Regions from separate parts of the Homo sapiens genome. Here all the other regions are linked to region 1. A link is a loop called in an ENCODE intact Hi-C map of the cell type or tissue named here. Cell type or tissue: PC-9. All regions are shown on one strand. Region 1 overlaps MYO16 (myosin XVI). Region 2 has its middle 45 kb from the start of MYO16-AS1. Region 3 has its middle 42 kb from the start of LINC00396. Region 4 has its middle 84 kb from the start of IRS2. Region 5 has its middle 43 kb from the start of LINC00676.

Evidence for each region. A loop is a pair of places that touch in the nucleus more often than their neighbours do. Peaks named below come from ENCODE experiments on the same cell type or tissue, not always from the same donor. Only the 100,000 strongest peaks of a DNase experiment are listed, where the experiment ranks them.
Region 2: a loop joins it to region 1, with 4 times the contacts of the local background. A loop is called at or near these places in 4 of 110 quality-filtered maps.
Region 3: it touches region 1 in a loop (5-fold over the local background); 4 of 110 quality-filtered maps call a loop at or near these places.
Region 4: a loop joins it to region 1, with 3 times the contacts of the local background. A loop is called at or near these places in 4 of 110 quality-filtered maps.
Region 5: a loop joins it to region 1, with 7 times the contacts of the local background. A loop is called at or near these places in 2 of 110 quality-filtered maps.

Annotation. Positions count from the first base shown.
Region 1 is chr13:109,153,300-109,158,299 of GRCh38, forward strand. The region is part of intron 32 of MYO16 (myosin XVI); the gene reads left to right. All of the region lies in intron 1 of LOC105370356 (a long non-coding RNA gene), which reads right to left. Among named protein-coding and RNA genes, the nearest start is that of MYO16-AS1, 12 kb to the right of the region's middle. RefSeq lists enhancers at 2,352-3,551, 2,959-3,509, 3,510-4,059. In PC-9, no CTCF peak of the experiment used is centred here; DNase peaks (open chromatin) are centred at 1,522, 2,172, 3,142, 4,272 and 1 weaker place; H3K4me3 peaks cover 3,469 bases; H3K27ac peaks cover 4,830 bases.
Region 2 is chr13:109,209,411-109,214,410 of GRCh38, forward strand. No RefSeq gene overlaps it. Among named protein-coding and RNA genes, the nearest start is that of MYO16-AS1, 45 kb to the left of the region's middle. RefSeq lists an enhancer at 1,707-2,906. In PC-9, no CTCF peak of the experiment used is centred here; a DNase peak (open chromatin) is centred at 2,391; H3K27ac peaks cover 2,523 bases.
Region 3 is chr13:110,009,285-110,014,284 of GRCh38, forward strand. It overlaps a transcript of LINC03082 not described here. Among named protein-coding and RNA genes, the nearest start is that of LINC00396, 42 kb to the right of the region's middle. RefSeq lists an enhancer at 2,374-3,573. In PC-9, no CTCF peak of the experiment used is centred here; a DNase peak (open chromatin) is centred at 3,017; H3K4me3 peaks cover 480 bases; H3K27ac peaks cover 3,031 bases.
Region 4 is chr13:109,867,633-109,872,632 of GRCh38, forward strand. No RefSeq gene overlaps it. Among named protein-coding and RNA genes, the nearest start is that of IRS2, 84 kb to the left of the region's middle. In PC-9, CTCF peaks have their summits at 2,190 and 2,404; DNase peaks (open chromatin) are centred at 1,549, 2,119 and 3,559; H3K4me3 peaks cover 2,653 bases; H3K27ac peaks cover 3,035 bases.
Region 5 is chr13:109,682,692-109,687,691 of GRCh38, forward strand. No RefSeq gene overlaps it. Among named protein-coding and RNA genes, the nearest start is that of LINC00676, 43 kb to the right of the region's middle. In PC-9, no CTCF peak of the experiment used is centred here; DNase peaks (open chromatin) are centred at 2,010 and 2,350; H3K4me3 peaks cover 2,411 bases; H3K27ac peaks cover 4,293 bases.

The sequences.
Region 1 (5,000 bases):
TAGAAGCCACTGTGTGCCTTATCCTGCACAGTAAAAGGATTTTTCAAAGGGCGTGATCAAATTATGTTTTGGAGTAACTGTATCAGAATAGCTATAGATATATAGATATAGAAAGGATAGATTTTTTTCTTGCTATTTCTATGTTCATTTACATGTGAACCTACGTACTTTAGAAATGATTAATCTGGCTGGGCGAGGTGGCTCATCTCAACACTTTGGGAAGCCAAGACCGTCCGATCACCTGAGGTCAGGAGTTTGTGATCAGCCTGGCCGACATGGTCAAACCCCATCTCTACTAAAAGCACAAAAAGTAGCCGGGCATGGTGGTGTGGGCCTGTAGTCCCAGCTACTTGGGAGGCTAAGGCAGGAGAATCACTTGAACCCTGGAGGTGGAGGTTGCAGTGAGCCGAGACTGCAGCACTGCACTCCAGCCTGGGCGACAGGGCGAGACTCTGTCTCAAAAAAAAAGTGATTAATCTGGGCTGATTAATTACTTAAGAAATTAACAGCTAGGCTAGGAGAAGGGAAACCCCACCACCGACCTGCCTGGCCACCTCATGGTGTCTTCCTGTGGTCCCTGGTGAAGTGTGAATCCACTGGAAGCTTAGGCTCAGCCTTTCTCTACTGCGTCCCAGTCATTTGTCCTTCCTGAGTGACTGGCACCTGCCCTGTGGCCCATCAGGGGAAATTGGGTCACGTGAGCACGTAAAGAATTAGTCACTCCAGCCAATCTACCACCAGAAAGAGATGCAACCGCTACGGCTATCAAAGACACGGTCCATGTAGCTCTTCCAGAATTTCGAGAAGAATTTGAATCTCCATAGATATTTTAAATTTATTTTTCAAGGCCTCCGAGCTCCTGGCTGGGAGCCAGTGAGTGTGGGCAGGTGGGCTATGCTTCAGCTGGTGTCCACAGGTGCTGCCACACTCTTATTAAAATATGGAAATGTCTTGATGCCAGCTGGTGCAGGGCTGCTGCCCTGAGCTCTCAAGGTCCCCACGTCCATCCCACCGCCTTGGGTGGCCTGGCCCGGGCCTGCCACGTTTCTCCTTGGTGAAATGTTGACACAGCAAAATGCTCAAGGTCGATGACTCATGCTCGTTCCGATGGGCCCTGGTCTGTGTCTTTTTTTGTTATTAAGTACTTTAGATGGGTAAATTGGTAATGAGTTCTGAGCAAGGGATTTGAAAAGACCTCACATCCACCACTGCTGTAATTTTTCTTTTTCTTTCTTTCTGTTTTCTTTAATTTTTGCTGTTTCTTTTTTAGCAGAGGACAGGCACCACTAGCTTACCATCCAGGCTGTAGGTGTCACCAACACGAAACACTCCCAACAGAAGAGCAGGGACGTTATCTTCTCACCTTTGCCTTCTGGGGAAAGTGAGGAGGAACCATTTCCCTCCAGGAAAACATATGTTGCTGACACCGACCGCGTACTTGGCCACACATCGTGGCTCAGGACTCCTGGATTTACGTTACCACCTGGCATTGAGGAAATGTAAAAATAACAGCAATATAAATAACCTCATGACCTATAAAAGTATGCATGAGGAATGGGGCTCTGGGCCAAGCAGGCATGTTGTTTAGGTATTGCATACTCGGCTAATTATGAAAAAAAAAAAAAAAAAAAAAAAAAAGCTACCCAAGTACAAGAAAAGGAAAGGGATTGAAGTGATTTTTTCCCCTTTATGGCAGGGACAGAATAAATGGGCAAAAAAGGATTCAGTTAGTTAAATTTAAAAGGAAATTGGCACAACTTAATTTTCTGTGCATTTTTGGGTACTGAAAACCTTATTTATACTGACAGTCATTTTTTAGCTTTACTATCAATGCATTCTTCCCTTGCTCAGCACATATGTTGTTGAAGACATCGCTCTGTTTCCTACTTCAGTTGGTGTTTTCTAGCACAAACCATCTCCTTCGACTTGGCGGGGGGGTGGGTGACAAGAGTTAGGAGTGAAGGAGGAGCAGACATTTCCATTCCTCCCCGCTTAACCTGGAGGATAAGTATCTGCGGCACTCGCTACCAGAGAAGAATGCTTAAAACATAAGTTCAAGAGGAATTTCGATCTACTCCAGGGTGGTGATTTCATAAGGGGTTATTAACAAGTAGGAAGGAATGTCGGGAGCCCAGCCCGAGACATTTAAAGTCAGTAGAGGGCCGGGCAAATCCAGTTTCTCAGCACACGCAACCTTTCCAAGGTCTGCAGTGATGTATTTTTCTGTTTCTTAAGTAATCAATGCTTATAGAAATATGACCTGTCCACATAGTGTGGGTAACAGCTGTGTCACAAGAGTAACTGCCTGGGAACCCAGTTCTCTTCCCAGATCTCCATCACCACTAGACTCAGACGCCCTCTCTTGATATATTTCTGCAAGCATTCACAAAGGGATGATAAAATCTGTTGCACGTTTTCAAAAGGCAATTAGAATTGTGCTGTTCAAAACATGCATAATTGCAGTGTGTCACCTCCATGAGTTTAACACATTTCCCCTGTAGCAGTCTCCACTCTCCTCACATCCACCCATCTCCACTGAACTCTCTCTTCTTGAGTTTCAGATTAGCCTCTGTGGTTCTTTACATCTGAAATTCGTCTTTCTGAGAGGCAATAACACAAATATTTGGATTATGCTATCATGGAAAGGAAAGAAAATTCTATCATGTAAAAGAAAAAACATATTATGTAAAAGAAAACAAATCACTTCCTAGAAGCTTATAAAGTAGGATGCAGGTCGACTTGAGAGGGGTGTCAAAGCCCTGTTTGCATTTCTTCCTCATGTGCAGTAATACAGGGTTTCAGAGAAATCTATATTTTAGAGATTTAAAAGGAGTTGCCCTGTGTAACACAAACTAGATTTGGTTTAACACAAGCTAGACGCCAATTTCAGGTCGAAGTGCTTGTATCCAAATTTAATTACGCACCATCTATGTGTATCTGCAAGCGCTGTCGAGCTGCGACTTCTAAATTTTACAAACGAGAACTTGAGAAGTGGTGGGAGCCTGCCAGGCACCTCTCTCTGCATTTGTACTTTTCCTTAATGCCAAGTAGGAAAAAACAAGCACATTCCCTTCATGCAATAGCCTTTCTGAAGAGGAATTTTCCTATAGAGTTTCAGAATGAGTTATAGCCAGTATGAGTAATGAGTTTAAAATGTATTTTCACATTTTTTATGCCTTACATAGCACTCTCAGTATTAAGTCAGCCAAACAGCTATAGTTTGTTTTTCTCCTGCGTTACTGAAACCCGGATCCCATCTCATAGGATTCTAAAATACACTCTAATCTGATCTCTAGCGCAGGTACCTAAGAGAAAAGTGGTGTTTTCAGCATCTTGTTGGGGAAACATTCCATGGCTCCTTTCTCTCCCCTGCTTCCTGGCCTTTCCCCAGCACTGACGCTGTCAGCCGCCCTGCGTGCCACACAGTCCTGCCCTCTGCCAAGGCTCCTGGCCTGCAGCCCCTCCTGCAAGCCCACATCTGCCCTCCTGCACGCCCACATCTGCCCTCCTGCACGGCAGTCACCTGGGCGTCCCCTCCTGCTACCTCCTCACACTCGAGAGTGTCTCTTCCTTGAAAATTTCTCCTTCCTGAGAGATTTTTAAGTCTCTCCTAGCTGTTTCCTTTCCAGTCCTAATAAATTCTCTTCTTCAAAAAATTGCCACTCAATTTAATCCTCAGGCCTGCGGCTGTCACTTCAAAGTCAACAAGTACAACCCCAGATGCACCCTGCTCTTCAGGTGGGAGCTGCTGCTCTGAACCACGCCCCAGCTGTGGTCCCCATCAGGTCCCAGTTCTCCCGCTCAGTGGGATTGAACTCAGCTTCCTCCTGCCTTTCCACTCCTCCTTCTGCTTCCCCAGCCTCTCCCCTGACTCTCTTTCTACTTCTAATCTCTCCTCAAGGTCCATTCAGCTGTATACTTTCTTTGCTAGATTAGTATTTACAAAAAAAAAAAAAAAAAAAAAAAAAAACCTTATTCTTCACAGCATGCCCTTGCTCAAAATACTTGCTGGAACCCAGTCCTGTGATGCTCATAGACTCCAAAGCTCTCTGCTCCCACTTCCCGGTGCGGAGGTGTGGGCAGAGCCAGCCTCCCCTCCCTCACGAGTGCAGTCAGCTCTGCCTCTGCGGCATTCCCTTCCTTTTCCCTCCCCCTCTCCACATTCCGTCCTCAACTCAAAATCCACTGCTTCTTCCTCCTGCCTACACAACAAAGGCTCACCTGGCTGCTCCAGCCCACTCTGACCTCTCCTAAGAATTCCTAGAGCATTTTGCAGAGCTCCCATCCCAGCCCCCTGGCCCTTTGCAACCTTAACACATGCCTTGAAGGCACCTTGAAGACAGTCCCCCTTAGAGCTGAGTCACCACAGAGAAGCCTGGGGAAAAGCACCCCTTAGAATGCACCCTGGATGTCCCTGTCACATGGGTTGGCATTATAAGTGTCAAAGGCTTTAACAAGTGAATAAAACCGTCAAAATTAGCTCAGCTGAGCAGGATGCGAGTCCCACAGTGATGCGTCAGATTCTTCATTCTTCTATACCCCTCAGGATAGATGTAGTCCCTTTTCTTCTTGCACTTACCCGGTCGTCATAAATTCTTGTCATCTGCCGTGCTCCATAACCCCTCTAAAATGTGAGCACTCAATGGATTGTTTCTTTCGGACGAATATTTCTTTAAGTTCTAAAGTAAATCTTAGCACCAGGTTTGGACCTTGTAGGACGTGAATACCTGTTGAATCAGTGGAGAGCTCCCTAGCTTGGGGGAGGAATATAGTTTGCTCATGGTCCACCCCTCTTCCTTTCTTCTTCATTCAGCTCTCATGTTCCCCAGAGTGGCCACTGCGCTCCAGGGCATCTCTTTGCCTTCCCAGGGCTGAACCACGTGCTGTCCGTTCTGCCAGGTTTCTTGTCACTCTTGGTTTGGAGCAAGGACTCATCTTAACTCCCATTATGCTCCCTGTCTTTCTCCAGCTCTCCCAGAATTATTCAAGGACATTTCTCT
Region 2 (5,000 bases), 56 kb after region 1:
TTCTGGGAGGACATAGTTCAGTCCACAGCACTGACATATGCCTACAAGGTAATTTTTATCATTTTTGTATTGATACTGAAATTGAAGCTTATAGCTTTAAGCAGCCCATCAGATATAAACTCTCATCTTTATGATTCCAATGTCCATGCCATTTTAATTTGATATACAGAAATTGCCAACTTACTTTATGAAAAGACACCTGAAATGATGATGCATGACCATTGTAGGGAGACCTTACGTGAAGTAAGGAAGTCACAAGCCACATGTGTGTCCAAACCACACAACTCCCTATTAACCCAAGTTGAAGCACTGGGGCCTGTGTCATCACTAGGTAAACATTACAGTCACCTATTAGGGTACTATGAGCATCATGAACATGAAATATTTAACCTCTCAGTAGTCCCTCTGCCTCATTTAAGGTTTGTTGACCTTCAGACACTAGAAGCCAACCCGCTTGTAGATAGATTGTTTAAACACAATCTTCTAAATCAATGTGGACAGACCCTTTAAACACAATCTCCTTAATCAGTAAGTAAGCCCTTTTGTGTTTAGTTGTTTGGATTCTCCGCTGTGGAAAGAGATTGCAGGTGTGTGTTAATCACTACATTAGGACCATCTGATTGTGCCTGTTCTAATTACATGATATGAAAATCAGCAGAGGCTCAAAAGCATCAATAGCCATGACAGTAGTAACAGTATTAACAGTCACAATAATACGAAGTCCAAGCCTTCGTGTGGATTAAAGTTACTCTCAGAATGGCTCTCTAATGATTATACTTTGTCAAGAAAATAAAGAGGTAATATTCTGGGTAATAAAGTACTGAATATTATTCTACATAAGCAAGATTTCAGCTTTTATGTGTGTTTGCAAAATATTTAATGGTGGTATTTTAATTGCCATCAGACCATAAGGTATGAATTAGGATGTATTATTGAGGCTTCAAACTTATGTTCAGCAATATAATTGGTATGAATTATTACCCTATGTTCAAACACTGCCCACTTCTATTGCTTTTTTAAAAAAATTATTTATGAGAGCTCTCTAAAAACCACTATCCAAATGTTTACAATGAGTTAAAATGATTTAAAATGTATTTCCCAGGATGGAAAAATATATCATCACTATTCTTAAATAGTGGTATCTAATTTAGTTAGAATTATGCTTATATAAATCTGCTCAATAAAAGCAACAACCAATTAAAATCTAAGATTTATGAATGGACTTCACAAATAAACATTACACAACTTGGACAAAAGGTATATTATGAATTCCAGAGTCTGAAAGGATGGATGAACTTTTGTCAAAATTCTATTGCTGTCAGTTTCCAGCCAGACATCAAACTCAACTCGTATCACAATAAAGGGCATGAGGGTATTAAATAATAACGTTCTTCAATAGGACACGTTTCACCCATTGACCGTCACTTGGAACTGCTCATTTTTTCCTAATCATTTAAATGTAGTTTTTGATGAGAAATGAATGGAATTGATTTCTATTTCTCATCAGGAAAGTTTCAATAAAAAAGATTCTTAAATTAGCTGGAGGAAAAAAAAACTCTGTTCCAAGTAAACATTTAGTGTAATTTTATTACATTTTTCAAATTGTTTTTAGCTGCACATAAAAATCCATATAATGAAGACGAAAGCAATTAAATTTCTATTTACTGTGGAATAGTGAGTTCTGTGTGATACTCATGGGATCCCAAAACAGTAGCACTGCTTTCAAAAAACTAAAAATATCATCTCCACCCCCATTTTTCTTCCTTTACATCTTATTCATAAGCAATGACTTCATAAAACAAATTCTACTACCAACGATGTTCTGTGCTGCAAGGCGTCCACGTGAGTTACAAAGATACCCATTAGATAGCAAAAGGTTGTAGCATGCTGAGTTACAGACTGGGAAGAATAATCTTTGTAGTTTTTTTCACTTTACCTAAATACTCCAAACCCCTGCGATGTTCTATTATTGTGGTTTCAGTAAGTTTCTCTAAAATCCAGGATGCTTTATAAACTTTAAAGATGTTATTTTTCAAAGGGTATGTCTTAATAGGTGCCTATAATTCATCTCTATCACCTGTTCTAATTTCTCAGATCATTTTCCAGGCTTTTTGAAATGTGCTTATACTTTAAATATCATTCTTGTGTGCTTCAACATCAGCATAATATAATCTGAATTTTATGTAGTTTACCGGATCATTATAATGGCAGAAGAAAATGTTGATGTCCTCTCATAAGAAAATAATTAAAGGTGAATAAATCTATGCATTCATTTCTATTGTTGTTTTATAATAGGAATGTATCAAATGTGTCTTTTCTTTCCTTTGAATTAGTCATGGGACAGACACCCTGCATATCTGCCAGCTTGCCTTTCCCTGTAGCCCCAGGGAACAAGCGCTGCTTCAAAGGAAGGCCAGCGAGCCTGCTCAGATGACATTTTCCTGATGTCACCATTTGGCTTCTGAAGTCTAAAGAAAATGAAAGAGAATGAAACTATTGATAAATTCCAAGGGAGGGGGGGATCAAAGCTCTAAAGAAAAATGGAATAAAACCAAATTCAATTTGAGTTTTTGATCTTTTAAGATTTCAACAAACAAAAGGGTTGGAGGGCCATGATCTAAAACAATTAATTGAAAAATGTATACATTCTGTCATATTTGAAGAGAGGTTTTCTTTCCGAACTTAATGTTTATGATAAATTGCATTAGACTTTTGTGTGGCAATAAGAAGAGCATAGCCACCCGACCACTCCCTATTATTCTTCATCAATATTATTGTTGAATAAGATAATTACATTTAATATCACAAAGCTAGTGTTTTGGACACTTTTTAATACAAATAGGTCATCTATATACACCTGTTTTGTAGGGGAACTAGTTCTTCAGACAATTATAACTGCATTTTGTGGTTGGAGAACTATTGTCATTCCCTTGGGCTTAGAAACTGTTACATAAAAGGATGACCGTCTATATTTTTAAAAGCAAGAAAATTTTCCCAGCAAAAGAGAAAAAGAGGCCACAAGAAATCCACCGAGTCATGGCCTCGGATGCTCAGGGTGTCAATGGTAAGGAATTAGGAAATCAGAGGTGACACTGTCTCATTACTGACGTGTTTTTATCCCGTACCAAGAACTCTTATTTTTCAGCCTCAGAAGGAAAGGCAAACCCTACAAAGACATAATACTTGCTGCCCACAGTCTTCAGAAGCCAAAAGTTTGCCCACAAAGACTCAATGAGAAAAATTCATTAAAGGTACAAGTCACTCTACCTCCCAGTTTTGCTCCTGACAGTTGGTAGGTGGCACTTGTGGGCAGTTTTCTTATTTGTCTTGACTTCCCACCCCTATCTATGTTTGTTACTCAAGTTGGTTGTTTTAACAACCACAGGCTCTAGTGGTTTCACACAATAAAGCTGTCCTTCTATTTTAGTATTCTCTCTTAAGTCACAGTTGACACAGTCATTCAAAGATCAAGGGTCCGTCCGTCTCATGGCTCAGCCTCCTCTAGGCCTTTGCGGGTGCTCCTTGCTTAGCCAGTAGATGAGGATTAGAGCACAGGGAACAGACCCAGGAGGAATTCATGGCCTGCCTAAAAATGGCTTAACGTGCCTCCACATTCCATGGGCCAGAACTCAGTCATGGAGCTGCACCTGGCAGGAGGGGCCTGGGACATGTAGACCTACTCTTTGACTAGGGGGAAAGGGATGCGACTTGGTTGATGATCCGCCTGTATATACCACACTATGTGAGGCAGGGAAGTCCTAACTATAACTACCTAAAAGCAATTTTATATTTCCTTCTGGGCTCAGAAGGTGCACAGAGCCACTAGCCTTCTGCCAACCATGAGATGCAGAAAATTCCCTACATCAGCAGCCGCCAGCCCACCTTCCCAATGGGCCCTTGTAAGTCTTCCTGTACCCAGTGCTGGAGGGTAACGAGGTAAGGATGAGTGGGAGGAGAGGGGGGATATAGGGAGTCCCTCACTTCCCTGGAAAGCTTCCCCTCTCCAGGCCTGGCAGCAGTTCAAGCAGGGAGCACTGGGAGGGCCTCGTGGAGGAGCAAGCTGACTCTTCTCTGGGAAGATGCAGTGGGCTCTGCAGACTATCTATTGGGTCCTCTCTCACACAAGCCCTAGGCAGACAGACATCTCTCTGTTCCTAGAGCTCCTGAGGCTCTTTCCTGAATTCGTGGACATCAGGAGGAATCTTTGTCCTCCTTCTCTGAAGTCTCTTCAGTCTCTCCCACACACAGTACTCTGTGCCCTTCAAAGCGTGGTCCAGTGGCCAGCAGCAATGGTATTGCCTGGGAAACTCATCATCCCAATCCTAGACCTGCAAAGTTAGAATCTGCAGGTGAGCCATGTGCACATGGACATTTGAGAAACCCTGCTCTGGAGGTCCCCAAGTGGCACCCACCAAGCAGCTCACATGCAGTTGTTGGGAGCACCCTCAAGCAGCGCTTACCCAGCAGAGCAGGCTGAGCCGGAGCAGGAGCAGGAGCACTCAGCCCCGCCTCCAAAGCGAGTCAGCAGTCTTCGTCATGGGCCAGGTACTAGTTCTTGGGATCTCCCCAGTGCAGTAAGCACATTTTCCAGTGCTCCCTGGGGGCTTTGGGGGAGCACCCTCATTAGGCTCAGCACTAAGAGCAAATGCACTCTCCAAACCCCTCCTGAAAGGGCAGGATGGAACTTACAGTTGACCAAATAAATATTTTCATCAATTTTTCCCAGTCCTCTCTCTGACTACTTTTTGTACCTTTAATCCTGCTGAAAGGCCCAAGAGATAGGAGCAGGTTTCCTTCCTCTCCCTTGTAAAGTATGCATCTGACATATGCAGGGCCACCTGTCTGATACTCCCTTGGTATCCCAATCACCATCATTTAGAAATCAGTGGAAATTGAGGCAAAAAGAGTCTCAATCTGATATCCTGTTATAACTATATCCTGGAAAGTATATAAACTATGAAATTTATTTCAAAGTCCCATAATTCTTCACTAATTCACAC
Region 3 (5,000 bases), 860 kb after region 1:
TTCATAAACAACTGATGGTAATCTTTGCTATGAAAAGTGTGGTACTGGGCTTAGTCACTCATAGCCCATGATAACAGAAGAGGTCACTAGTCCCAGCCGTCAAATACAGAAGTTAGGTCCTAGAAATCTTGAGAAGGTGTAAAAGTTGTCTAATATAGCCCATCCATCACTGTTGTCTAATTGGGAATTTCTTCATGGCCTCGTGGGAGTTTGTATTTCAGACACTCCGTAAGTGCCATAGATCAAGTCACTACTGCTAGCTTCTCTCATTGTTAAGTTATTGTGTTTGTCCCCACTTTATTATCTGTATGTCAACCCAGAACCAGAGCAGCTTCTGAGGAGTTCTGGGATTAGGATGTAGCTTACAAGGATGGGGCCTACAATAAAGTGGGGATAAAGCTACTTCTTCATATGGATGACCTCAGCCATCATTCAGTTTCTGCCACTGCTGCAAGCTCAAATTCTACCACATAGAGAAAATTTGTCCTAAAGATCAAGAAAACATATCATTGATTCCAATGAGAGGTCCTTACTCTTCTAACATTTTGGAAACCTTGTTTGAATAGGTCACCATACATGGATATATCCACTTAATGGAAAAAGAAGAACAGACTAAAAATAATTAGAAATGTGGGATTGACATAAATTCAGAGGGATCTTGAACACGGTACTGCTTTACCAGTCAGTACAGAGATAGAGCTGTTAACATCAGCTTATTAATTGCTGAAGGGGAAGCTGATAGGTTCTTCTTTTATTTTAAAACCTTGAAACTACATCATTGTATGATCCCGGGACATTTTAAGATGAATTTGGCAGTCTTATAGCATAAGGAAATAATTGAGTTTGATCTGTAGACCTCATTACTAGCAGAAGGCCACATGGGGATCCACACATTTTTTAGGAAGCAGGAATATTGAAAGGAGATTTCAACCATCAGAGGTCGACGTCCATAGAGCCTGTAACCTCCATTTTCCATTCCTTGTTGGTGCAGCCTGACTAATGATAGTCACTGGTCCTCACCAGTTAGAAGATGATGGAAAGCCATTTAAGAAGTAAATTCAATAATGCTTCCAGAAAATTCAGTTCTGTTCGTCTCCACATATCCTAGAAGGGACTGCCACCCACTCCAGTTGTGGGAATTAAAGGCACAGTGTGTATGAGCTGCCCCCAGCTGTGGTCTGGCAGAGGACAAGCTAATTAGAAGAGAGCTAACTACATTTAGAGATGTGGAAAAGTTATCCCGGTATTTCTGGCATGCCCAGAGCTATTAATCTCTTGCCTTTGAAAAGCACTCATGCATTTCCATTTTACTCTCACCCTTTTACTGCTGTACCTTAAGAATGTTGATCTACCTTGATCTATTGCTGTCATCCATCATCAGAATAGTAGCAACACACTCACCCAGCTATCGCTCTAAAACCCGCAGATGTCAAGCCCTGAGAGTGGGGGCTCTGGCTACGCTTCTAATGTAGAGGGCACCTGTTTATAAGGCATCATGTAAAAGCTATTACCACATTCAGAAATCACAATCCTCACAGAAACATTTTTAGGAGCCTCAGAGCAGGTTGTCTATAAGTGAAAAAGAAAGTGTGCTTATCAGCTTGCATGACAAGTGGAAGGCATGTGGCTTTAAAATCAGGGGGGAATGTTTTAAACAACAGCAACAGCCAGATTGCTTAGCAAAGATAGCAGGCAGTCATAAGACACTATGAAATCAATTCGCTGGGAACACACAGAGGGCAGCCAGAAAGGAGACTCTGGTCCAGTCTTTTAAGGCACTTCCTCCCTTTCTACCCACATGAACATTATTTTACACACTTGATGCTGATTTGTTTTTCTAAGGGTTTGAAGGTCTAAATTATTGCACTGTTTCTCCTATCCAGTATCCTTGCTTAAATCAGTGGAAATGTAATTGATGCAAAATGGTATATTCTATTCAAAAGCATGTATTCATCTGGAATTGCTTTGGACCAGAAAATATTGTGAGGACAGACTGTCCCAATTTTATTCTTTATGTTCAAGGAACAAGTCATTTGAGGGTTCGGGGGGTGGGAGTTTCTAAGTAATAAAATATCAACACAAGCTAATTAAACAAAATATGGCTAAAAATCTTTTACTATTAGGGCTATAATTTGGCAGATAATCTTCATAAGGCATCTGATAATGCTTATTAGATTTTAAAATGTACCACTGATATTCTCACAAAATTTGATAATGGGAAAAATATTAATATGTTACAATGCCAGCATAAACAAATATATGGAATAGAAGTGACCTGGAGAGAATGTACTTGCCTTTGAGGAAGGTGCTTTTGATCAATCTTGGTCAGTAAAGACAGGAAACTCAGGAATATGAGGCCATGACACTCCCTGACGTTGACAGTAAAAAGGTGGTTAACATTAAAGAAACCATGAAGAAGAATCCCAATATATCAAATGTCATAGGAGCACTGAGGGGTTTTTAACTTTTAAGTCCAGGGGTGCATGTGCAGGTTTGGTACATAGGTAAACTTGTGTCATGGGGGTCTGTTATGCAGATTATTTCATCACCCAGGTATTAAGCCTAGTACCCATTAGTTCTTTTTCCTGATCCTCTCCCTTCTCCTCCCCTTCACTCTTCGATAGGTCCCGGTGTGTGTTGCTTCCCTCTATGTGTCCGTGTGTTCTCATCGTTTAGCTCCCGGTTGTAAGTGAGAACATGAGCACTGAGTTTTAATATGCAACAGATTTGTTTAGATGGTGAAGAATATCGCTGCTCAAAGGGTAACAGCCAATGGGTTCAGCATTGTTATCCTCGGAAATGGGCTAGGATTGAAATTCTTCAAGAAACCTCAGGCTAAAACACCATCTCTCAACCAGATCTCTCAGCCAGCAGCTCCATCAACAGACAACATTCTTCTCAAGCATATTCAGGAAGCACATTTGGAGGTTGTGACCACCACTGAGGATGAAATGACATCTGAGCTGGCAGGTCCCTGAGCCCCTGATCTATGCTGGCCTATGAGGAGCAAGAGAAGTAGGAAAAAGGGAATTATTAACCCACAGTATGAGTCACTAAATAATGATAATGCAAAGAATCTTAAATATCCTTCCTGTGGTTGAAATAACTGGGCAGGTCAAGAACAAGTTGTCAGTACTTATTCTTCCCTCCTACTCCTGAGTTCTTAGTCACTGCCTGAAACCTCTGACAAATCTGTCCTCGCTCTAAATACAGATAACGAATTCTGGTGTTTAGAGCCCATGAAAGCCCCTTTTTCTATTTCACATTTCTGGAAAAAATAATGAACATATTTCAATAGAATCCATGACAAATACAAGCCCATAATAATGTCTCAGGGACACATTGTTAAGGGATTAAATGTAGCTTAATTTTTAACATAAAACATACCATCCCTGTAAAGCAGGGAATTTTCAAAGAAAAGAAACTCAATCTCATCACTACTTTCCTTCCCCTAGACAGAACTTGTTTTCCTTTTCCCCAAGGGTCTTCTTTAGGTTTTTCTTTCCCATACATTGCTTTTTGTAAGGCTGGACATCAAGTAATACCACTTGCTCTTTCTTTTGAATTAAAACAAAGTCTAATCCTGATTTTGATCATTGTATTCGAGTAACAGCATTGCTTCTTTTGACTTCGATGTTGAGGAGAACTGAAGATGCAGATCACTTACACTTGAATAGTGCCTGCAGGAGTACCACCTTTCCCCATCTCTGATGCAGCAATAACCAGCCCTTCTGGGTAGAGCCCCCAGAGAGCACCAATGTGTGGCTCATTTGAGGCCTGGGCTTAGTAGTGTTCACTGTTCGAGAGATTACATGAATAACAAGTTGAATCTATGTTGTTTTCATAGGGACTAGAGTCCATTGGACAGTCTGCAGCTTTGTGGCAGTAGCACACTCTTGTCATTCAGCCAGTGCCATAATCTCACAAAGAATTAAAGAAGATAAAAATAAGCAGGTGGTCCCATCTATGATGTCGTTTATCTTTACAAGAAACATACGAATCTAGAAGGTTTGAGAAAAAATTAAAGGGCAGCTCTCACTCATACCCAAAGATCCTCCATTGCCCACAGGATGGACTTTCATTCCCCCAGAGTAATCGTGATAAATATTCAAAGATCTCACTGGGATAAGCACACATCTGCGAGACAATGGTCTGAGGTGGGCAGATCTAACCTGTAATCATGCTACACACTGAAATAGGGACCTGGTTCACGGTATTAAAAAATCAGATCCCAGAAAACAACATACCATTTTTTTTGCATTACTAGATGAATGAATGATTGATTATTTGACCTAAGTTAGGAAGATGATAAATGTAAAAGTGCTGTGTAAACTGTTCTAATAACTATATTATAACTTATACTTATTGTTATCAAGGTAATTTTGTAGAATGTTTTAATACACTTTTATTCCAAAAGTTACCAAGAACACACTAGACTTGGATCTTCCTTAAGCAGAATGGTGATTTAAGATTAACCACCCTCTTCTATTCCACCACACCTTTCTCCGTGTCAGTGTGTTAGAATTCCCTTTTATCATTTTCTCTCAATCTCATCTTCTCATATTGTCAAAAGGACCATATAAAATGACCTCATAAACTCATTTAGGCTTAGTTGTCACCAAATAAATGTGTGAACCCTCCTGGTAAGTACAGCTGAGAGGGAATTAGAAAAACTAAGAAGGTAAATGAAGTTAAGGATCAATAAGGAGGGGTCCTTAGAAGGGTAAATAATGAGAGGTGGCTGTTCCAGCATCTCGGAAATTGTCACATAGCTACAAACCTACACATATATATATATATATGTGTGCGTGTGTATATATATAGTTATATTATATATATATAGTTACATAACTATATATATATAATATAACTATATATATACACACGCACAGATATATATAGTTACATATATACACACACACATATATATAGAGAGAGAGTTGTGGTTCTTCCTGACTTTCCTTGACATTCTTAGATGAACTGGTTTATTGATTTGTTGG
Region 4 (5,000 bases), 710 kb after region 1:
ATCATCTATAAATCTATATTTGTTTCCTAGTGCTGCCCTAACTATGTACCACAAACTGGGTAGATTAAGCAGGAGAAACTTGTTGTCTCACAGTTCTGGAGTCGAGAAGTCAGAAGTCAAGAGGTCAGCTGTCTGAAAGTTGTGTGGGAGAAAATGCTCCATGCCTGCCACTCAGTCTCTGGTAATCTGCTAGCAATCTTTGGTGTTCCTTGGCTTCTGCTTCATCACCCTAATATCTGCCATCATCTACATATGACATTCTCTGTGTGTGTGTACGTGTGTTCAAATTTTCCTCCTTTTGAAGGATGCCAGTGATATTGAATCAGAGCCAACACTAATGACCTCATCTTACCTTGACTACATCTGCAAAGACTCCATTTCCAAACAAGGTCAGATTGTGAAACTCTGGGATTAGGGGAACATAATTCAACACATAACACTATCTATCTATGTCTATACACACACACTATCTATCTATGTCCGTGTACATGTGCATGACCATAAAAATACTTGGAATCCTTTAATAAAATCCTGCCTTTTGATCAAAGTTTGCTCTTGGAAAATACAATTTTATTCTAACACCTAGAGGAAAATTTTTATAGCTCACTCCAAAGTACATATTCAGTTTGTATTTAACACATAATCTGGGACAATAAAAAATGCAGCCTTGATAACTTGGCTCTAGATGTATGACTAAAACACTGAAAATGGTCCAACATCATTTTTAGGTAGTAATTATTGGACCTTAATGAAAAATCACTCAATGGAGAAAATGGTGTTAATAGTATGAGTTACAATTAGATTAAATTGCTGTTTCATGCAGTTATATAGTGAAATGTCAGGTGTTCTTGTAATTTAAGAAAATACAGTTAGAATTAATGCTATAAAAGAGTAACAGGCAATGACAATTTCTGATTCGTGTCTGCAGGGGCTTGAGGTGATAGGAACTAAGTTCTTGCCCTCTGTTGGCCCCTTTGTGCTGTAGTCAAGGGGGCAGCACTGGCCCCCTCCTGCCTGGCATCTCACCCAGGAGAAGAGCTGAGCAGAGCAGTGTCACCTTTATCCCACTCTTAGCAAAACATCGTGATGTGCTTGTACTGTGAACAGTGAGTCAGGAACATGCTTAGATAGGATGCAGATCAATCACACTCTCATCTGCATGGTGCTTTGGAGAGAGCAAAGTCTTCTCATGTGTTTTGAACATTCTTTGGATTTAGTAAGGCAACTATAACTACTCCTCTATTAAACAGATAAGGTTAGGGACACACCTGCCTCCCTGGGTGCCCATCAGATTTAAATGTGGTAATTCCTGGTAAGTGCTAAGCACCATACTTGGCACACAGAAAGCGCTTGACATATACAGCTTTATTTATTAGAATAAGTTTTATAATGAGTTTTAATGTTATTGCCTCTGCAAGATCATAAGGCTTAAAACATTCTGAGGAAGCACTTGACCTAAGGTCATCAGACTTCAATGTCATTTCAGATTGCCTTGAAACATGAAAAACAACTACGCTGCAGCAAGGGATGAAAAATCCTGAGTCACCAAAGGTCAAGTCTTGGTAAACAATATCATGGCTTCAATGCCAATTCCTGTCAACCAGCAAGATTCACTGTTATGTGAGTGCCTTTTTGAGATAGATGAGAATAAAAATCTGGTTGTCACTCTAATTTCTAAGAAAATCCCAGCCTGGGCTCGCTAAATGGGAAACACAGCAATAGGTTTCCACTAACACGGTGTCCCCATTTGTCCTCGAGGTTCATGGCAGGAAGCAAATCAGACACCTGGCCCAGTCGCCTCTCTGATAAGGAGTGGGAGAGAATGCCAGCCATGCATTTCGCGACTCTCCCTCTGCTCGTTCCCAGAAGCACACATTGAAGCTTCCTTTCCAGGGAAAGAAAAAGGCCACATTTCTGGGGAAAAAAAAAAAACTTGAAAAATAACCAAGCACTCGCTGCACATAAAACAGCTGCTGCGTGCAGACCACTTGGTGCAGCCACGACGCGGGGGAGAGTGAAGACGGGCAATTCCGGGGCGGTCGTGTCATCTTTCTGGGTGAGTACACACGTGACACCGAGAGAAGAGAAAGTGGTTTCCCAGGTTGGCGGCACCAGCACGTTGCCAGGCAATGAGCCAAGACCGAGGGCTCAGACAAAAGACAGAGCGGCCGACTGGGCTCAGCGGACACACAGCGCAGAGCCAGCTGCTGGCTGGGAGGACGCCCTGCAGCCTCGCAGGGAACGTGGGCTCCGGCTTCCAGAGGGCAGCGCCATTCGCTCACAGACGGCCAGGAGACCCTCCCTGTGCAGGCAATGCCGGGTGAGGCATCGCTCCTGAAGAATTAATCAGAAACTCAGAAAAATTCCGCCGAGCAGAAGCCAGATGAGAATCCGACTGGAAATCTAGAAGGAATCTGACCAGCATCGCAAAGAAGGGGAGGAGCTGAGTGGGAAGGCAGCCTCAGGGAGCTTCCCCGGAAAGATGGGCCTGCTCATTCCATCCCCGACAGGACTGTCAGTCATTTCACAACCACGGCTGCTGATGAAGACAATCAAACAGCAGCAACCTTCTGAGGTCAAGACAGTGCTGGGCGTCTCTCGGAGTCACTCCCCTATCTTTTCGTCTGTTCTCTCAGGACAGCTTGGTGACGTTGCTAAGGAAGGAATTTGTGAAAATGAGGAAGCGGCCCCAGAATCCTTGTTGTTTTTCCCCAAACCTGGCTACTGGTGGTCAGAGTGACCTTGAGGTGCCTCACAGGGTTGTTCCAGGTGGCCCAGGTCTGCACCCTCTGACCCATGGCCGACCATCTCCATGGCCTGTAAAGGTGCTTCTCTTAGGTGCCACCCAAGTGCCACGGCAGTGTCAGAGGGAGGCCCATAGCCAGCCTCCTGAGTCAGAGCCTTTGGGCTGGGACCGGGGCAAGCACATTTTTAGAAAGTTCCTCCAGGACACGTTTGGTGGAGCTCATCCATAATGCTCTCTGGACAACCTTTGGACTAAGTAACTTTCCTAAAGTCTCTCAACTCAGTGGCCACCACCTTAGAACTGGGAACTGTCCCTCAATGCCCACTCAGGTATTTCTGCCATGCCCTGTGTAATTTGGCCTTTCTAGACCCAGCTTTCTTCTCCCACATGGAGGCCGTGGAGGACTGCCTGTGAGTCCTGGTAACACTCCTCCACATCTTGGCAACTCCAAGATTGTTATTGATTTTCCACTTGGAAGGCTGTTATCTGTTCTTTGACAAACTCTTATCTATCCTCCAGAACTCCCTGGGAAGCTTTGGACTTAGATGTCTCCATCGCAGGCACACCCCAGCGAATATCTTATCACCATGAGCTGCGCTTGCTGATCTCATTTATTCTTCATGAAATATTTGTGGATTTTCTTTTTGTGGCCAGGCACAGGATAGACTTAGAACAGCATCCACTTTGTGAAACAAGTAGGACAGGAATGCAGATGAGTAAGGGGCAAGACAAGAAAGCACAGTGAGATGTGAGATGTGTCCTGCTAGCATGGGTGGCGGGTGGCACACAGCAAACTTTGGGGAGTCAGGAAAGGCTTCCAAGAAAAAAAGTGTCTGGGAGTTACTCATCAACGGCATAAAGTTTCAATCAACCAAGATGAGTAAGCTTCAGACAGCGGCTGTACACCATTGCATCTGCAGTCAGCAATAACACACCGACACCTAAACATTGGTTAAGACGGTGGATCTCATGTTAAGTGTACTAACCATAATAGAATTAAATATGAGAAAGAAACAATGTCTAAACTGAGACCTGTGAGTTAAGAAGGACTTAACCAGGTGAAAATGGAGGCAGGGATTCCAGGAAAGAGGCTTTGCAAACAATCTGTTGTCTCCTCTAATACACCTTAAGCCCCTCAAGAGCACAAACCATGTTCATTTGGCCTGAATTCTGAGTACCTAGTGAAGGTTCAATACATTTTGGTTAAATGAATAATCAACTCAGCTGCTGATATATATATATATGTTTGAGATATACATATATCTCATATATATATCTATATGAGATATATATATGAGATACATATATGAGAGAGATATATATATGTATATTTCTCAAACATGTATAAATATATGTGTGTATACACACTCACACACATATATACACATAAGAGGGCATTGAGAGAGAGATTGGCATTTGCAAAATAATTTGTTGCTCAAATTCAGAGGTATTTGAGCACGTTATCTTCTTGCAAATAATAGAAAATTGTACCATGATAACCCATGCAATCTCTGCTTAATACATGAGGAAGAAGATGCAAATCTATGTTCTTTCTTTTACCAGGACCTCACTATAGGAAGAAAAAAAAAGTAAAGCAACCTCGCAGGTATCTTTGCTGGTTAACATCATAGAGTATGAAGGGTATCTTGATGTGATCCATTTTAAGCTACAAAGTTTCTTACAGTCATACTCAAAACTGGCAAAATACAGGACATCATACACATTTTCATATTTTATTCTAATGTTTATTCTGAGGTCAACAATATAAATTAGTTTCTGAGATGCGCAGATAAATTAAAATTCCATGCAGGTGACCATAGACATACCCCTACTATGTGTATCTGTCTAAACTATAACCGGAGAGGACTACAATTAATCCCTTAAGCCCTTTATCTTCTTTTCGTCTCCTGCTTGGTTCTACGTAAACACCTTTGCTGAACTGGAAGATCCAACCAACTTATACGAGCTTCTTGGATGCGAATGAAAACCTCGTGAATTGCCCAGCAAGTTGACATTCCTTTCTAGATCCAGCACATACAACTCTCTCCAGGTGAGCACAAAGAAAGAAGAGATTTGAAGTCAGCGAGGTGCGTTTTATTGGTTCAAAAGGGGAGGTTATTTTTTAAAGGCTTATGGAAAAAGGTAGCTATGTTTGTTCTCTCAAATAATCACATAAAGACCCTGCTAACATTTCTGGTACAACAACCCTGCCGTGGTTAATTTCCAGACAATGAAAGGTGAGAAGGCTGGAAAG
Region 5 (5,000 bases), 530 kb after region 1:
TGTGTCCTCCACGTCTCGCCTTCCCCACAGAGTGAGCCCTTCATCTCTCCAAGGTCAGTCTGTTTTTAGCCCAACGTTGCTTGAACCTGTCATCTTCCCTCCAATTGCACCATCACTGTCAATGCTCCCACCATCACAGTGCTCCCACCATCATTAGCCCTCCCTTGGCTTCCTAGAAAGGTCACCCTGCTTTAATCTTGCACTATTTTAATGAGTTCTGCACTGAAATCAAGAGTGTCTTCACAAATACCAACCTGAGTCTCCTTTCCTCATGCTCCCATACTCATGAGGGGCTCCACCAATGCCAACACGTGCCTCCTTTCCCCATGCTCCCATACTCACGAGGTACAAAGCCCATGCTCACCTTTTTTACCTCCCTCCCTCCAGTCCACACCTGGCCATCTTGTCCTCCCCGAGCTTGGTTCAGCTAAATAGTCCCTGAATGCATCAAGTTTGTTCTCAGCCCCTCACTCATGAGCTTTCTGCTCCCTTTCTCTGCCTAGAATGTTCCCATTCCCTCGGTCCTCCTTCACTGGACTTACTCCTTTTCATCCTTTCAGATGTAGCTCCAGGAAAACCTCCCACCACCCGTAGGCAAAGTCAGAGTGCTTTCTCCACTGCAGTTCTGAAGACATTCCCCACACCCCATCACAAGCACAGTTGAGCTGTGATCAGGTGCTCATGTCTCCTCTACGGTAAACTCCTGGTGATGGCTTCGGTCATTCCTTCAAAAGCTTTTTATGAGCCCCTATCCCACAGCCAGCACTCCCAACATACAGCAGTGAAAGCACAGGCTCTGTGACTTCGATGCTCGCAAATAGGCAATTGTATAAATAAACAAGATAATTGCTGAGAATGATGGATGCTTCACAACTGTAGCTTTTTCTTTTCTATCCCCCAAGATCCAACCCCATTTTTGACATTTAAAAAAAAATGCTCAATAAATGTGTTAGATGAATATAAAATGGCAAGTACCATCGTGATGACGGTAATAAAGTTTTGAGTGTAGAAAATGAGTGATAAACAGAAATACAGAGAGGAGGAGAAGGAGGAGATGAAGGATTAAGGAGAAATTTAACATTGAAGGTTTAGAGAAGGTTTTTTCTTGACTTTTTAAGACAGTGGCAAAAGGGTAGAAAACAGAGGGAAGATGACAGATTCGTTGATACATTGATAGGAAAAAAAGCAGTATTGAGTGCCTTCTTGAAAAGCAAAAGGAATAACTTCTCTGATATGAGCTTAAAACAGGTATGTGAACAGGTAGAAATGAGTTGGTAGAAAAGTAACCTGAAAGTTGAGGGGGTTTGTCCTGATGTATCTGTTTCCTTTAAAAAGTCAAAATCACAGTTGGGTGTTCAGTGTGGAGGGTGGGGAAGGGATAAGGTAGGAGTTGGGGGAAAATGAAAATGGTGAAAGTATGCAATGACCGTTGTAGGCAATGGGAAAGGCAGCTTTCTAGAAGCTGAAACAGGACACCCCTCCCCCCAGCCCCTGCCAGCAGCATCAATGCAGCCACATCCCTGGGTATAAACTCTGTGACTTCCCATGGAAGAGCTCTACAAGCTGAGGTGCAGAGAGGGAACACTCGCTACCAAGAAAAACTCAAAGCCTGACAGGTCTTTGGGTCATGAAAGCAAATAAACCACAACAGGAGTTCACGTCTTCAGAAAATGACTTGTGCTGGTGTCTAATGATGCCTGGGGCTGTGGGGTGGCAGGTGCAAGGTCAGAGCCAAAAATATAATGCAGTTTGGAAGTTTTGCTCCACAAAGCGAAGAAGAGTCATTAGTTTCAACTCCACCAAGTCAGGCAAACACAGTATATAAGATCATTTGACCCTGCTTCCAGAACGATTTGGCCTAACCCAGCAGCCTGCAGTTCTCCGACTTATCTCCACTGTATAAAATATTTCCTAATGTTTTATGACATAACTAATCTGCTAGCACTGGGCTTTGCTCACACACCCAGGATCAGGTCAATCCACCTGTGTAACAGGGCCCATTCCAGGACACACCTGTCATCGCCCCAAATGGTAACCCTCTTAGGCACCCCAAGAGGAAGTGAGGGATGGGACACATCTAGGTCAGACCTCAGCAGACATGATTAAAAAGAGATGTGTAGTTGGACAGACAGCTCGCACACTTTTGAAAATGGCACGCAGGAGAAACCACCTTCCCCTTGGCTTCCTCGCATTAGGTTTCACTGGATCTGAATAAATGTTACGTGGCTCTCTGTGGCCCAGCAAATACAAAGGCTGGAGCATTGTCTGTGCTGGCCTCAGTCACCGCCTCCCTTGGAAAAACCAAGTGTGAGGCAGAGACATTGCTCCTGTGGGAAAAGCAACTTGGCCCACAGTCAAGTCTAAGTTTGTAATTGGAGCAGGAAGGGGTGGGTGTGTTTTCAGCAGAGGCAGGTCAACTAGGGAAAAGGTGATGTTTACTTCGGGGCTGGGGAAAGCAGATTTGCTGCGTGGAAAGAGCTGAAATAGCAGCAAATGCCACCGTGCCCGTGCAAGCAGCTCCAGCGAAGAAAGACAGCTCTATCGTGTTTAGGCGAAAGGGGAAAGTTAGGCAACCGTTTGGAATTAAAAAAAATAAAATCCGGAGCCCACTAAGCCTGTGTCAACGGGCGAAAATGAAGTGAAGGGTTGAGAAAATGAACTGGGTATGGCAGCCCCAAGTCCACCATGGGACAGCCACCTAAGGCTGGACCCGGCCTCTGTGCAGGTTAGAAATGCGAAAACTCCACTCAGAATCAAGCTTGGAGCAAGCCTCACATGCCCAGCAGGGGAGAGGGTGGAAGGAGGAGTGGGAGGGAGGGAGAAAGGAAGGAAGAGGCTATGTGGATTTTTAAAAATCCAGATGCTAGTGTAGAAGGGATCATTGTGCTTTCTCCATTGATTTACTTATGCTTCTGGAATTTGCCATTCACTGCATAATTGCAACCGGAATGTTATGGTGCTCTTCATTAAAAATCTCTTGGAGCAAGTTGAGCCTTTATTGGAGGCTAAATATAAATGTTGTTGGACCAAAGGTACAGCGGTAAATCTGGACTTTTGTGTGTACAGTGTAATGTTGTGGCTGACATTTTGGGGTGTGACCACGTGGTCAAAATGAACTGAAGCACTGAAACATTATTTGGGACAATCAGATCAATGGAAAGAGCTGCTCTTCATCCCACAGGAGAAAACAAAGTCGGCTTAAGTAAAACCTACTCCTCCTTATTTTCTGTAGCACATTTATGTGCATAAATTGTCCTGAAATAAAGAACTCAAATCATATTTTTGATTGTCCCATAAAGCCAGATGTCTAAACAAGGGTTCTTAAAATTACTTAGGGAATGAAACATCAGAAAGTTACGAAACATGATAAAATATCAATGTTTACCTCTGTTTTTTGAACTAGGGTTATTTTAGCGATTAAAAGTATGGCAACATTAAAATCACGCAATACAAATTCACAACTATGAGCACAGCTGTCCATGAAAATCCAGCTGTCAGGCTAACTCAGGTAGCTATTTCCAAGGTACTCGGTTGAGAGTTTGGTACTTGTTCACTGTTTTTCTTATCAATTTAAGTGCTTTCCAGCAGAGAAGCAGTAGAATTTCCAAAGATTTAAGAAAAAGTTATTGGGGAACTTTTTAAATTGAAAAAAGCCTATCCCTTTTCTCAACCTTGTATGTGCACCTGGAAACGATCATTATCTCACTTTAATAGTAAAACCCCAGGTTCAGCCTCCAGAGTACACGTTTTCCACAGGAATCAAGTTGGAGAACCATCGTCCTGTGATGTTTTTCACTTCCCATGCTCTGTCTTAGACTATATTAGAAATGTATTTTTAGAATACAGATTTTCTGCTACAAGAATGAAGCCACTCTTATTTTTCTCTTTGCTCTGATTTCAGGATCTATTTTTATATTATTCTATGTACATTTTATAAGACACCAAAGATACCCTTTTGAAGAGGTATAAATAAGTTGCTTAAATACAACACAAACAAAAAACAAACACTAATTCACTCTAAACTCTGGAGTCTAGAAATTTAGCATTTAAAACTTCTATTTAGTCATTTATGTAATCATTCATTCAGTGAATAATTAAAGCAAACTAATTCTACTCCAAACATTGGTTCAGTCCTGGTTATTAAGCACATACCAAGGATGCTGGACATAGTAACTCACACCTGTAATTTCAGCATTTTGTGGGGCTCAGGTGGAAGGATCACTTAAGCCCAGGAGTTCAAGATCAACCTGAGCAGCACAGTGAGACCCAACAAAAAATTTAGAAATTGGAGCTGGGCACAGTGGCTCACGCCTGTAATCCCAGCACTTTGGGAAGCCGAGGCGGGCTGATCACCTGAGGTCAGAACTTAGAGACCAGCCTGGCCTATGTGGTGAAACCCTGTCTCTACTAAAAATACAAAAATCAGCCGGGTATGGTGGCATGCACCTGTAATCCCAGCTACTCAGGAGGCTGAGGCAGGAAAATCGCTTAAACCTGGGAGGTGCAATGAGCCAAGACTGCACCATTGCACTCCAGCCTGGGCAACGACAGTGAAACTCCGTCTCAAAAAAATAATAATAATAAATTAACCAGGCATTGTGGTGCCCACCTGCCAACCCAACTACTCGGAAGGCTGAGGTGGGAGGACCACTTAAGCCCAAGAGGCGGAGTCTGCAGTGAGCCGTGATGGCACCACTACACTCCAGCCTGGACAACCAGGGCAAGACTCTGACTCAAAAAGCAAGAACAAAAAAAAAAAACAGGTGCCTGGTCACAGAGAATTTACATTCTGGAAGGGATAAACAGGAGATAAACAATGCAATATGCATTTAATAAAATAAAATGTCAGATGCTAGTGTTATTGAAAACTGGCAGGATCAAGGGGACAGAAAGAAAAATTCTTCTTAGAGTGGTAAGGGATGGCCTTGCAGATAAAGTGACATTTAAACGGGAAACCGAAAGAAAAATTCAGGGCAAAGCACACAGCTATCTGGGACAAG